Regions from separate parts of the Homo sapiens genome. Here region 2 is linked to region 1. A link is an interaction called in ENCODE POLR2A ChIA-PET data of the cell type or tissue named here. Cell type or tissue: PC-9. All regions are shown on one strand. Links, peaks and the distances in the headings refer to the core of each region. The heading gives the core; the rest is flanking DNA. Region 1 has its middle 99 kb from the start of NAMPT-AS1. Region 2 overlaps NAMPT (nicotinamide phosphoribosyltransferase).

Evidence for each region. ChIA-PET counts read pairs that join two places held together with the same protein. Peaks named below come from ENCODE experiments on the same cell type or tissue, not always from the same donor. Only the 100,000 strongest peaks of a DNase experiment are listed, where the experiment ranks them.
Region 2: POLR2A ChIA-PET joins it to region 1 with 7 read pairs; 8 of 35 experiments call an interaction of 5 or more read pairs at or near these places.

Annotation. Positions count from the first base shown.
Region 1 is chr7:106,381,886-106,387,270 of GRCh38, forward strand. No RefSeq gene overlaps it. Among named protein-coding and RNA genes, the nearest start is that of NAMPT-AS1, 99 kb to the left of the region's middle. In PC-9, for the core only: no CTCF peak of the experiment used is centred there; no DNase peak of the experiment used is centred there; H3K27ac peaks cover 624 bases.
Region 2 is chr7:106,275,766-106,281,150 of GRCh38, forward strand. It overlaps NAMPT (nicotinamide phosphoribosyltransferase), which reads right to left. Exons shown (of 11, transcript NM_005746.3): 2 at 1,258-1,414. Among named protein-coding and RNA genes, the nearest start is that of NAMPT, 6.5 kb to the right of the region's middle. In PC-9, for the core only: no CTCF peak of the experiment used is centred there; no DNase peak of the experiment used is centred there; H3K4me3 peaks cover 2,845 bases; H3K27ac peaks cover 3,108 bases.

The sequences.
Region 1 (5,385 bases), core at 123-5,122:
ATTGTCCACAAAGGGTTTTGTGCTTTTTCCAGATGTGAGAGGCAGTGTGGGAGATATCATTTAGATGCTGAAAAATTGGAATTTGGAGACATTTGGAGATTTCTGAAGTTCTGCAGAATTTTACAAATCAAGAGCATCGTTTAAAAGAGATGTGTAATCATCACATAGTACTTTAATGTTCTTCCTGCCCATAGCATCTTAACTGCCATCTTCAAAGCCAGACTGCAAGCCTGAAAAAGCCTTAACAAGTAAAAATTATCCTTTACATTCTCTGTTGTCCTCTTGAATCCTGTCCCTAGATATTGGTGACTGTTCTCCCTTGGGCCATGCAGGACCTGTCTGCTGGTCACTCTACTTTCCTGGCACTGGCCCAGGCCTGGGAGGAGGAGGAGGAAGAGGAGGAGGAGGAGGAAGAAGAGAAGGAAGAGAGGGAGGAGGAAGAGGAGGAAGAGGAGGAGAAGGAGGAAGAGGAGGAGAAGGAGGAAGAAGAAGAGGAGGAGGAGGAAGAGGAGGAGGAGGAGAAAGAGGAGGCGGAGGGAGAGGTTTCCTATGTCCCATCACTCCAATCTGGAGTCCTACAAATGTTCTTTGGGGACCTTCAACAGTGAAATATTCTATTGCAGCCAGAAACCTAACCATGTGCTCTGACCTAGCATTGAGTCCAAGCTTATTTTGTCTCTGTCTTCAGTATTTTATGGGATGTATGCATCTTTCTAGGGAAGCCCAGAGAATCTGCTGAAGACAAATGTTTGTTTACAGTATCTAGTACCATGTATCTAGTAACCAGTATCTAGTAACATGGGCTTTAAAACATGTATCTTGTTACCAGTATCTAGTAACATGGGCTTTAAAAGAGTATTCATGGGTTTGGGGGCTGGAGCACTGCTGTGGCAAATGTTTGGGCCCTGGTAAACAGGGCCTAAATTTTTTTTTCACTCTGATAAAAATTATGCATCTCACCTTCCATTACAACCTTACATAGATTAGTTGACATTCTGCAGCAGGATTTTCGGGTAAATGTAAGCAGGCCTGGTGGGATGAGAGTTAGGGAGGCAGATCAGGGGTCCTAGTAAAGACAGGGGACTTGAAATTGACAGCCTGGTTGTGAATTCTGGCAAAGGCACACAAAAGTGGGGTGCTCTTCAGGATACTCACCCTTCCTAACCCTTGGTTTCCTCAGCTGTAAAATAACTACCTCATAGAGCTATTTTGAGGAGTTACTATAGCAGAAAAGACTTAAAATAGTTCTTGAGTGTGATATATAAGTGACTGTTATTATTGTCCTAGGCAACCCTTGGGTCTATGCTTTTCTAGGATATTCACATGGTCCTGCGACACAAAATCTCCCAGTGGTTCCCAGTCAATGCCTTAAGGCTTATGGGGAGCCAAGGAAATTGATTGCTATTTTCTGGACACCTAAGTTCTAGTTCTTAAAACCATTTGTGCTTCATCAAGGAGTTCAGCCAGAGAAGTGTCATCCAAGGTGATACAGGGTAGGACCAAGGAGACTGGTACCTGATGGGCTCTATTGTCACCCCTTAATCCAACATTCTCCATTCCCATGAGGGTCCCATATTTGAGTGGCTACCATTATTATTGGAGACAGAAATTACTCCAGGCCCAGGGGTTCTTGCTGTAGTAAAAAGCCTACAAGCCTTTGCAGTGCTCTGATCTTAAACAGGTGAGCCGGTGTGTGCAGCTTGATGGATGCTTCTCCTAACTTAGGGAGGTGGTAATGAACAAAGTTACTAAAGACACCCAATTGTTTTAATGTCATATGCCCTCCAAAGCCCCTGAAGTTCACAGAAAATAACTCCGTTCTTAGAAGCTGGACATCAGATGGAACTGAGCTATCAAGAACTTGAGCTGAAATTCTTTCTAGTCTCACATATGTAGAGATTAAAAAGCAATTTCCTTCAAATAATGATTAGATCATTCACTTAGCAGTTCTACGTCAGTATCTTGTTTTAGGCTTATTCCATTATCTTGGCAAGGGAAAGAGCAGCAATAGGAATTGCCAAAAGTAAAAGGCAAAATTTCGTATTAGGTTCATTTTTAATGTGAAAGAGCATTATTAAATCAGTTGTCTAATAATAGTTATCAAGAATGCTGGCCAGGTGCGGTGGCTCACGCCTATAATCCCAGCACTTTGGGATGCCGAGGCAGGCAGATCACGATGTCAGGAGGTCGAGACCATCCTAGCTAACACGGTGAAACCCCATCTCTACTAAAAATACAAAAAATTAGTCAGGTGTGGTGGCAGGTGCCTATAGTCCTGCCAGGACTCCTGAGTATAGCTACTCAGGAGGCTGAGGCAGGAGAATGGCATGAACCTGGGAGGCAGAGCTTGCAGTGAGCCAAGATTGTGCCACTGCGCTCCAGCCTGGGTGACAGAGAGAGACTCTGTCTCAAAAAAAAAAAAAAAAAAAAAAAAAAAAAAAAAAAAAAAAGTATGCCTTTGGTTAAACAAAGCTGGATATATCAAAATGCTTGAGATCAAGTTAAAAGGAAAAAGCATACTAGAAAAATCAGGCAGCATAGTACAGGCATATGAGCCTTCAAAGGAGCAGCATGGGGGCACCTGTGACCACATGATCATGGCTACCATATGCAGAGCCAGTCCAACCACCAGTAGTGGCAGAGGGTTATTAGAGAGGATGAATGTCCAGGCCTGCAAGAACTGGAGCCAGAGAGAAGTAAAAGAGCTTACTGCAATGAAGAAGTTCCTGTTTTTCCAAAAGACACTCAGAGCAAACAAAAGGCAAAACATCATGCCTCTAACCTGTTCATTCCACAACCTGCCACCTCCCACACCTCAGATTAAACACACAATAAATGAATCAGATGACTTTAAAAATAGGCAGATGTCCTCAAATGAACAGGCTACATCTGGTGGCCCTCAACAGATCCACACGTTGTTTTCAGCTATGAAATCCTCATCCCAACCCTATGGAGTGATACAGTAAATGAAATCATATCATTTAAAAGTGGATTGATTTAGACATGATTTAGTCCAACTCTGTCTTCACTGATGAGAAAAATCACTTATTCATTTTTCTCATTTAACAAATTTTTGTTGTTCACCTACTATCTGCTCTCAACTGTGAATAGTCATAATCTGATTTCTGCCCTCACAGTACAGTCTCATAGTGGAGGAGGAGAAGCAGTAACAATACAATGTGAAGAATCCTGTGATGGGAGGAGTATACGATTCTTGGAGCTGCAGAAAGGGAAGCGTAACTCAGGTGTGGGGTGTCAGGGCTGCCTTAAGGAGAAGCTGAAGGGTGAGGAGGAGAAGCCAGGCTAGCAGTAAGGGGAGTGAGAAGAGGAAGTAGCACAGGTGAAAGAGCTGGAAATTAGAGAGGATAGCCCTTTAGGGGAGACGAGTGACTGATTGAGTGTCATAGTTGTTGGATAAATTAGAGAGCTGAGTCTTGCCAAGGAACAAGACCCTGATTGTATTTAGACTTGAGACTTGTGAAAAGCAATTTTATTGGGCTCAAGCTTATTGTGAGTAACTGTTGCAGGGAGCAAGCAGTTAGAAAGAGCTATATATATACTAGAAGTACTTGCCATATGGTTTTTATACTGTATACAGCAAAGGAATGAGCTATGATCACCACCACTGCACTCCAGCCTGGGTGACAGAGCAAGACTCTATCTCTAAAAACAAACAAACAAAAAAATAAATTAAAAAACACCAAAGGAATGAGCTCTGAGCAGGAAAGAGTTGCCCAGCTTTTTAATATAATAATACATGGATATAGTTAATAATATAATAAAAATAAAAAATCAATGATAAACCACAGTGATTCACTGAAAATTGTTTTATTTCTGAAGTGATTAATCCCAAAACACCAGAAGGCTCTCCCTGACTATCCTCTATACTGGTGTATTAATCCATTTTGGGTTGTTATAAAGGAACACCTGAGGTAGGGTAATTTATAAGGTTTATTTGGCTCATGGTTCTGCAGGCTGTGCAAGCCTGGCTCCAGCATCTGCTTGGCTTCCAGTGAGGCCTCAGGAAGCTTTTACTCATGGTGGAAAGCAAAGAAGGAGCAGGCATGGCACGTGGCAAGAGATGGAGCAAGAGAGATGCCAAATGGGCTTTAACAACCAGCTCTCATGTGAGCTAACAGAGTGAGAACTCACTCATTACTGCAGAGAGTACCAAGCCCTTCATGAAGGATCCACACCCACGATCCAAACACCTCTCATTAGGCCCCACCTCCACAGTGGGAATCCATTTCCACAAGAAATTAAGAGGGGACAAAAATCCAAATTATACCAACTGGTGAGCGACTCCCCTGCTTTGGAAAATATGGGGCAACTTCATGGCCTGTTTGCTTGAACAGATGCTCTTTGACTTACCATGGGGCTCCAACCCAATAAACCCATCATAAGTTTGAAAATATCCTAAGTCAAAAATGCATTTAACACCCCTAACCTACAAAAAAATCATAGCTTACCCTACCTTACCTTAAATATGCTCAGAACATTTACATTAGCCTGCTGTTAGGCACAATCACCTAACACAATGCCTATTTTACAATGAAGTATTGAATATCTCATGTATTTTATTAAATACTGTACTGAAAGTGAAAAACAGAATGGTTGCCTGTGTGCTTAAAGTTCATACTGAACGTGTATATCACTTCTGCACCATTGTAAAGTAGAAAAATTAAGTTGAGCCATAGTAAGTCAGGACCACCTGTATTTTGCTCCTCTCCCACTTTTACTCCACTCCAGTTGTTCTTGCTGCCTGAGCAGAGTCAAAGTGTATACTTTCAGGGGAAGAAAGTGTACCTGGAAAGTTTTGTGAAAAATTAATTTTTTAAATATAAATATTTCTGCATGAACTAATGCTACAACAAAGCTCCTCTTCTTGCTCTGTGCTTCATTTGTCTGTGTACCTCATTCTTCCTGGTCACAGGACAAGAACTCAGGACCCGCCGAATGGTGAAGCTAAAAGAGTTGTAACACAAACAGGGCTGAGACATGGCCCTTTTTCTCCACATTGTGGGTGAAGAGTAGGAAAGAAGAGCTGCAGCCCTTCAGGGAGCCCAGACCTGGGAGCTCCCTGAGCCAGGGCTGTGACCCCCTCTTTGGGCCCCTGTAGTTCCTGGCATCTCCAAGCTTCTGGGAGCCACCGCATTCCCCAGTGCCAGCCAGGGACTTGCAGTGCACCTGGTCCAGCTGTAGCCTCACAGAGAGCTGGTGCCCATGCTGGCACCTGGAGCTGCCTGCCCCACAGCAGCAGCTGGTGTGTCTGACTATGCAGTGGCTGGACCCCGCGCTCACTCACACACCACTTGCAGCTCCATGCCTGACTCACAGTCTCCCGTGGAGGCGTGGAATCCAGGCTACAGTTTGAGCTGAGTGCAG
Region 2 (5,385 bases), core at 167-5,166, 110 kb before region 1:
GGCTCATGTCTGTAATCCCAGCATTTTGGGAGGCCAAGGCGGGCGGGTCGCTTGAGAGCTCAAAAGTTTGAGACCAGCCTGGTCAACATGGTGAGACCCTGTCACTATAAAAAAGTAGCCAGGCATGGTGGTGCGAGCCTGTGGTCCCAGTTACTTGAGAGGCTGAGCAGGAAGGATCTCTGGAGCCTGGGAGGCAGAGGTTGCAGTGAGCCAAGATTGCACCACTGCACTCCAGCCTGGGTGACTGAGTGAGACCCTGTCTAAAAACAAAACAAAACAAAAAAACTTTGGTATTAACTTTGGTATTCTTGCCACTAATAATTACTTCTGATATCTAGCTAGGTTTTCAGTAGTATAAGACTATCTGAACTGCCTAATCTTAAAAGAGTCAAGATTATAGAAAAGAGTTATTGGCCTAAAATTCACCTTACTGTTTTCAATTCTGAAATTGTTTAATTCAAAAGGTTAGAGATAAACTTTTCCAACATGTATAATGTGTTTGGGAACTGTTTTCCCCCTAGAAATGGCCTTTCAAATAAGAAAGCACAGAAATTGGGGGATTTTTGTTTTAATATGCATTTGCAACTAAGTCCAGAGACACAGGTAGTTTTTAAAAATAGGTCTTCAAGGTAAAACTGGCTAATATAAAAATATTCTGATTGCTACCATAATTCAAAAGGAGTTTCCAGTTCATTAACAACTCCTTTACTTTGAATTAATGACTAAAGTATAACAAACAAGATTAGCCTCCAAAAATTAATGACTTTTCTAAACTTATTTCAAAACTTTTAGTTCGGCCAGGAGTGGTGGCTCACGCCTGTAATCACAGCACTTTGGTGGGCCGAGACAGGTGGATCACCTGAGGTCGAGAGTTCAAGACCAGCCTGACCAACATGGAGAAAGCCCGTCTTCACTAAAAACACAAAATTAGTTGGGTGTGGTGGTGCATGCCTGTAATCCCATCTACTCGGGAGGCAGAGGCAGGAGAATTGCCTGAAACCAGGAGGCGGAGGTTGCGCTGAGTTGAGATCATGCCATTGCACTCCAGCCTGGCCAACAAGAGCGAAACTCGGTTTCCAAAAAAAAAAAAAAACCTTTTATTTCAGAAAACTTTTCTCATACTTAGAACATCAAACACACACCAAATTATATGATTTAATGCATCCAAATTAACAGATTTGTTAAAAATTCTAAAAGAACTCCTAAAGGAGTTAAGAGTAATAAGCAGTGTTTAAAATATACTAGGAAAAGTAATACCTTTTAAGTACTTATTAAGAATGTACTGCAACCCATAAAATACTGTTTCCTCATATTTCACCTTCCTTAATTTGGAGTTTTCTGTCTTCTTTTCACGGCATTCAAAGTAGGAATAAACTTTGCTTGTGTTGGGTGGATATTGTTTATAGTGAGTAACCTATGTAAAGAAATACACTTCTGTTAGAAAACACCGATGAGTAGACTATAAATCACAACAGAAAAGGCTTGAAGTTATTTCAAAACCAGAGAAACTATATTTCTTGTTTGCTATTAACCAGTTTCTTTTCCTGGCTATACCAAATAAAAAATAAGTATCTAAGATATTTTCAGAGTTCAGTATCTTAAAACCACAGGAGAGCGTTAAATTTTACATACAAGCACACTAAATCTACTACAAGGCCTCTAGGTTGGAAAAGTATTTCATTTGGTTTTGGGGAACAGTCCTTCATCCAGGCGAAGAGAGAGAGAAGCAGCTGCCTAATGGGCACACACAACAGAAAGGAATGAACTGAAAGACAGCAGAATTTGGTACTGCTAATATCTCAATGTGGTATGTTCCAAAAGTCAATGACTTAACATGACTACTTTACTTGTACAATGAGGTACTGAGGATGATCACTTTTAGCCTTCACAGTGACACTATGAAAACCTGGATGACAGCAACGGCGGTGGCAGCAAAGTAAAGCAGCAAAGTAAAAAAAAATCCTGTTTTGTAATCTCCCTTTGTCAAATCACCCACCTAACTGGAAAATAAATTCTTAAACATCAAATCCTTATGAGTTTAAAATACGAAGAGGTCTTCCTTAGCACAAATTTCTTTTCCATGAACTTGGGTAAGAGCCACCATGTAAAAAATTTATCTGCTTTTAAGAAAGAAAAAGTAAAAAGTGAGTGTTCATTATACTTTTAATATGGTTAAAACATGGAAATAAATTCAAACATTTTACCAATAAAAAATAAAGTGGAAGAATAATGTGTATCTGCCCAATTTCAAGAGTAGGAATAACAGTGCCTTGAGGTTTAAGATACAGGGTGAATCATGGCAATGGCGGAATAAATCTTTGCAGACCATTTTTCATGAGTGATCACTGTGAACATAAATCATTTTTCCTGTTTAGCTTTGATCTCAAGTTCAGGAAAGCCAATGCTGTCTTTGGGTACACAGTCTCAATCTCAGTAAAACTTGGCTCTATCCTCAAGAATCTTCATAGCTTAGTACAAGAATCCTAAGATGAATATATTTCCATTGATGATTCTGAATGAATGTGCTGTTTCCTTGCCAATGGTAGCATACTTGCAACTCTATAAAAATAGCCCCTAATGCAGCACACAGACAACCTTGGAGGTAAATCTTTATAGTAACAAGTGATCTGAGAGTTTAAGTCAAGCAGGAGACTTGGAGCTGTTTTCCTTAAGTACAACAGATAGTGATATACTAAAAGGTACAGGGAAGACTCATCAAAAGCTAGAAGTATATGTCAGGGCTTATTAAGGTTAGAATCCAGGGACTGATCCCACTTTAATAAAATTTAAGAAGTAGCTAAGCAAGATAGCTAATACAGAATCTGCAGCAATGAAATTTATGTCAATTCACTAAAATGCAAAAACAAATATATTTATGAATGAGTCTGTAGTAATAAATATGACCACTACCTCAACTACTTATGAAACTGAAGAAAAAGACACCTCTACCTAAAAACACACCCAAGATGTATGTAAAAATGAAAATGTCCAGTTTACAATGTAAATAACTCCAACTTCTTTAGTGGGACTAAGTAGTGAGATAGAAGAAAAGCACACACGATGAAGTAAAACTTGAAAAATGGTGTGGATCTTATAGCACAAGTTTGTAAGTCTGATTCATAGTTTTATTTCTCCACAGTTTGACCCTTACTGTTCAGGTACTTAATGATGCATTCTTTATCAGATTTAAAATTACTAGAAGGCAAGTTATTTTCTTTTTCTGAGAAGACGAAGAGTCAAAAGCAAAATGGAAATGTCTCTAAGCTATTTAACTCTGTATCTTGGTCTAAAAGTATACTGAAAATGTTCTTTGTACAAATACAGCTCCAGTTCTGGACAATAATTAAATATTTATAATTTTAAAGCTTCAGCTATGTTCTCTAATTATAGTACTTTAAAAACCTACCTTTACTTAGAATGCCTTCTCTGAAAACAAATACCATTTAAAATACAAAAATGTCTGAACTGCTTAATTAGAAACGAAGTATGAACTCTAAAAATCTTTGGAGAACCTTAAGAGTATCGTTTTAGAATATAGCTAACGCATCTAAGTTATCTAGGCAAACTCGCAGGTAATTAGCCAAGAAACACCATTTATTAACTATCTACTAACACCCAACAAGTTTACAGAAGAATACAGAGCATGTTTAGGTCTACTTATAGGGGTATATGTACATGTTGTTTAATGGGAAAATGTTTTTAAAGCAGAGCTTTTTAAGAAAGTATTTCTAACAATGTAGTCAAAAGGATTTATAATGATTCTAGTTTTGCTAGCTTACTGTCCTCTTCATTTTACTTTCTACTAAACAGGCCATTTTGAACCTTCACCAGAAAATTGGATGATATAGCATAAATTCAAATCAACTGTTATTTTATAAATACTTCATTCACAAATACATACTCTGTACCTACTTCAGACACTGAGGATGAGAAAGTAAATAGAATGACATGGTCTCTATTTTCAAAGGACTAATAAGGGCTGAAGAAGGAAGAAAAAAAATATATTAATTTCAGATCAAGATAGATGCTATGAAAATGTAAGAGAATGATGGGCTAGAGGGGGCCAGGAAGACTTCTTTGAGAAGGTGACATGTGAGCAAGACCTAAATGACAAGGAGACAGGAAATGCTTTGGCATAAGGGACAGAACAGAAGGCAGGCCAATGTGGTAGGTACTTAAAAGTATGGGGGCGGGGTGGGGACAGTAAGAACACGATAAGGTCAGAGGTAGGCAGAAATGAGATCATGTAAGGCTTACAGACTACCCCAAGGAGCCTGGATTTTATACCAAGTGCAATGGGAAGCCATTATGTTTTAAGCTGGGGTGAATATGACATGATTCACCTTTTAAAAGGATTAGCCTAGTGGTGGATAAGAATGGATTATAGGGTGACCAAAGAGTGCAGGAGTTAGGGGCTATTAGGTTAGATGGGAGAATTTGCCCAGTGTTTTTGGAGGTAAAGGGGAACTACGCCGATAAATTGGATGTGGAAGATGATAATGAGGGAGAAGAATTAATACCTCCCACATTTTTGGTTGAGCAACTGCATTAATAAGAGTGCCATTTATAGAGATGGGGAAGGCTATCAAATGGTAGGGAAATGAAGTGCTCAATTTTAAATGTTAAGTAACGCTAACAAAAAGTTTCATAGTATTCTAAAGTTAACACAGAAAGCTCTTAAATCATGTTAACTTTTTTAGCACTGACTTGACTTCTATTACTAAAGAAAATGGTTCTACAATAAATACAAAATTATTCCGTAGATGTAAACCAAACAAAATACCTAATAAGATCCCAGCAAACCTTCCCAGTGAAAATGCTTCCTAAACTGGCATGGCCCTCCTGCTGTTAAAAGAACACCATCTGAACATCAATACATATGTGGTAAAGAACTGGCCGGGCACGGTGGCTCATGCCTGTAATCCCAGCACTTTGGGAGGCCAAGACGGGTGGATCACGAGGTCGGGAGATGGAGACCATCCTGGCTAACATGGTGAAACCCCGTCTCTACTAAAAATACAAAAAACTAGCCGGGCGTGGTGGCACGCGCCTGTAGTCCCAGCTACTCAGGAGACTGAGGCAAGAGAATCGCTTGAACCTGGGAGGTGGAGGTTGCCGTGAGCTGAGATCGTGCCACTGCACTCCAGCCTGGGCAACAGAGCAACACTCCGTCTCAAAAAAAAAACAAACATAAGCACAAACAGAAAAATGTAGTTCTTTTAACATAACTCTTCAGTTGTGTGATTAATTTACTTCATGAAAGGATAAACTTCTAAAAATTATTACATACTAGATAACAGTAACTGGTATTATTTTAATGCCTAGAACAAAAACGGTCTAGCCCTAAGTCAAATGATGGACAGCTGTTTCCATTAAGGAGTGCTG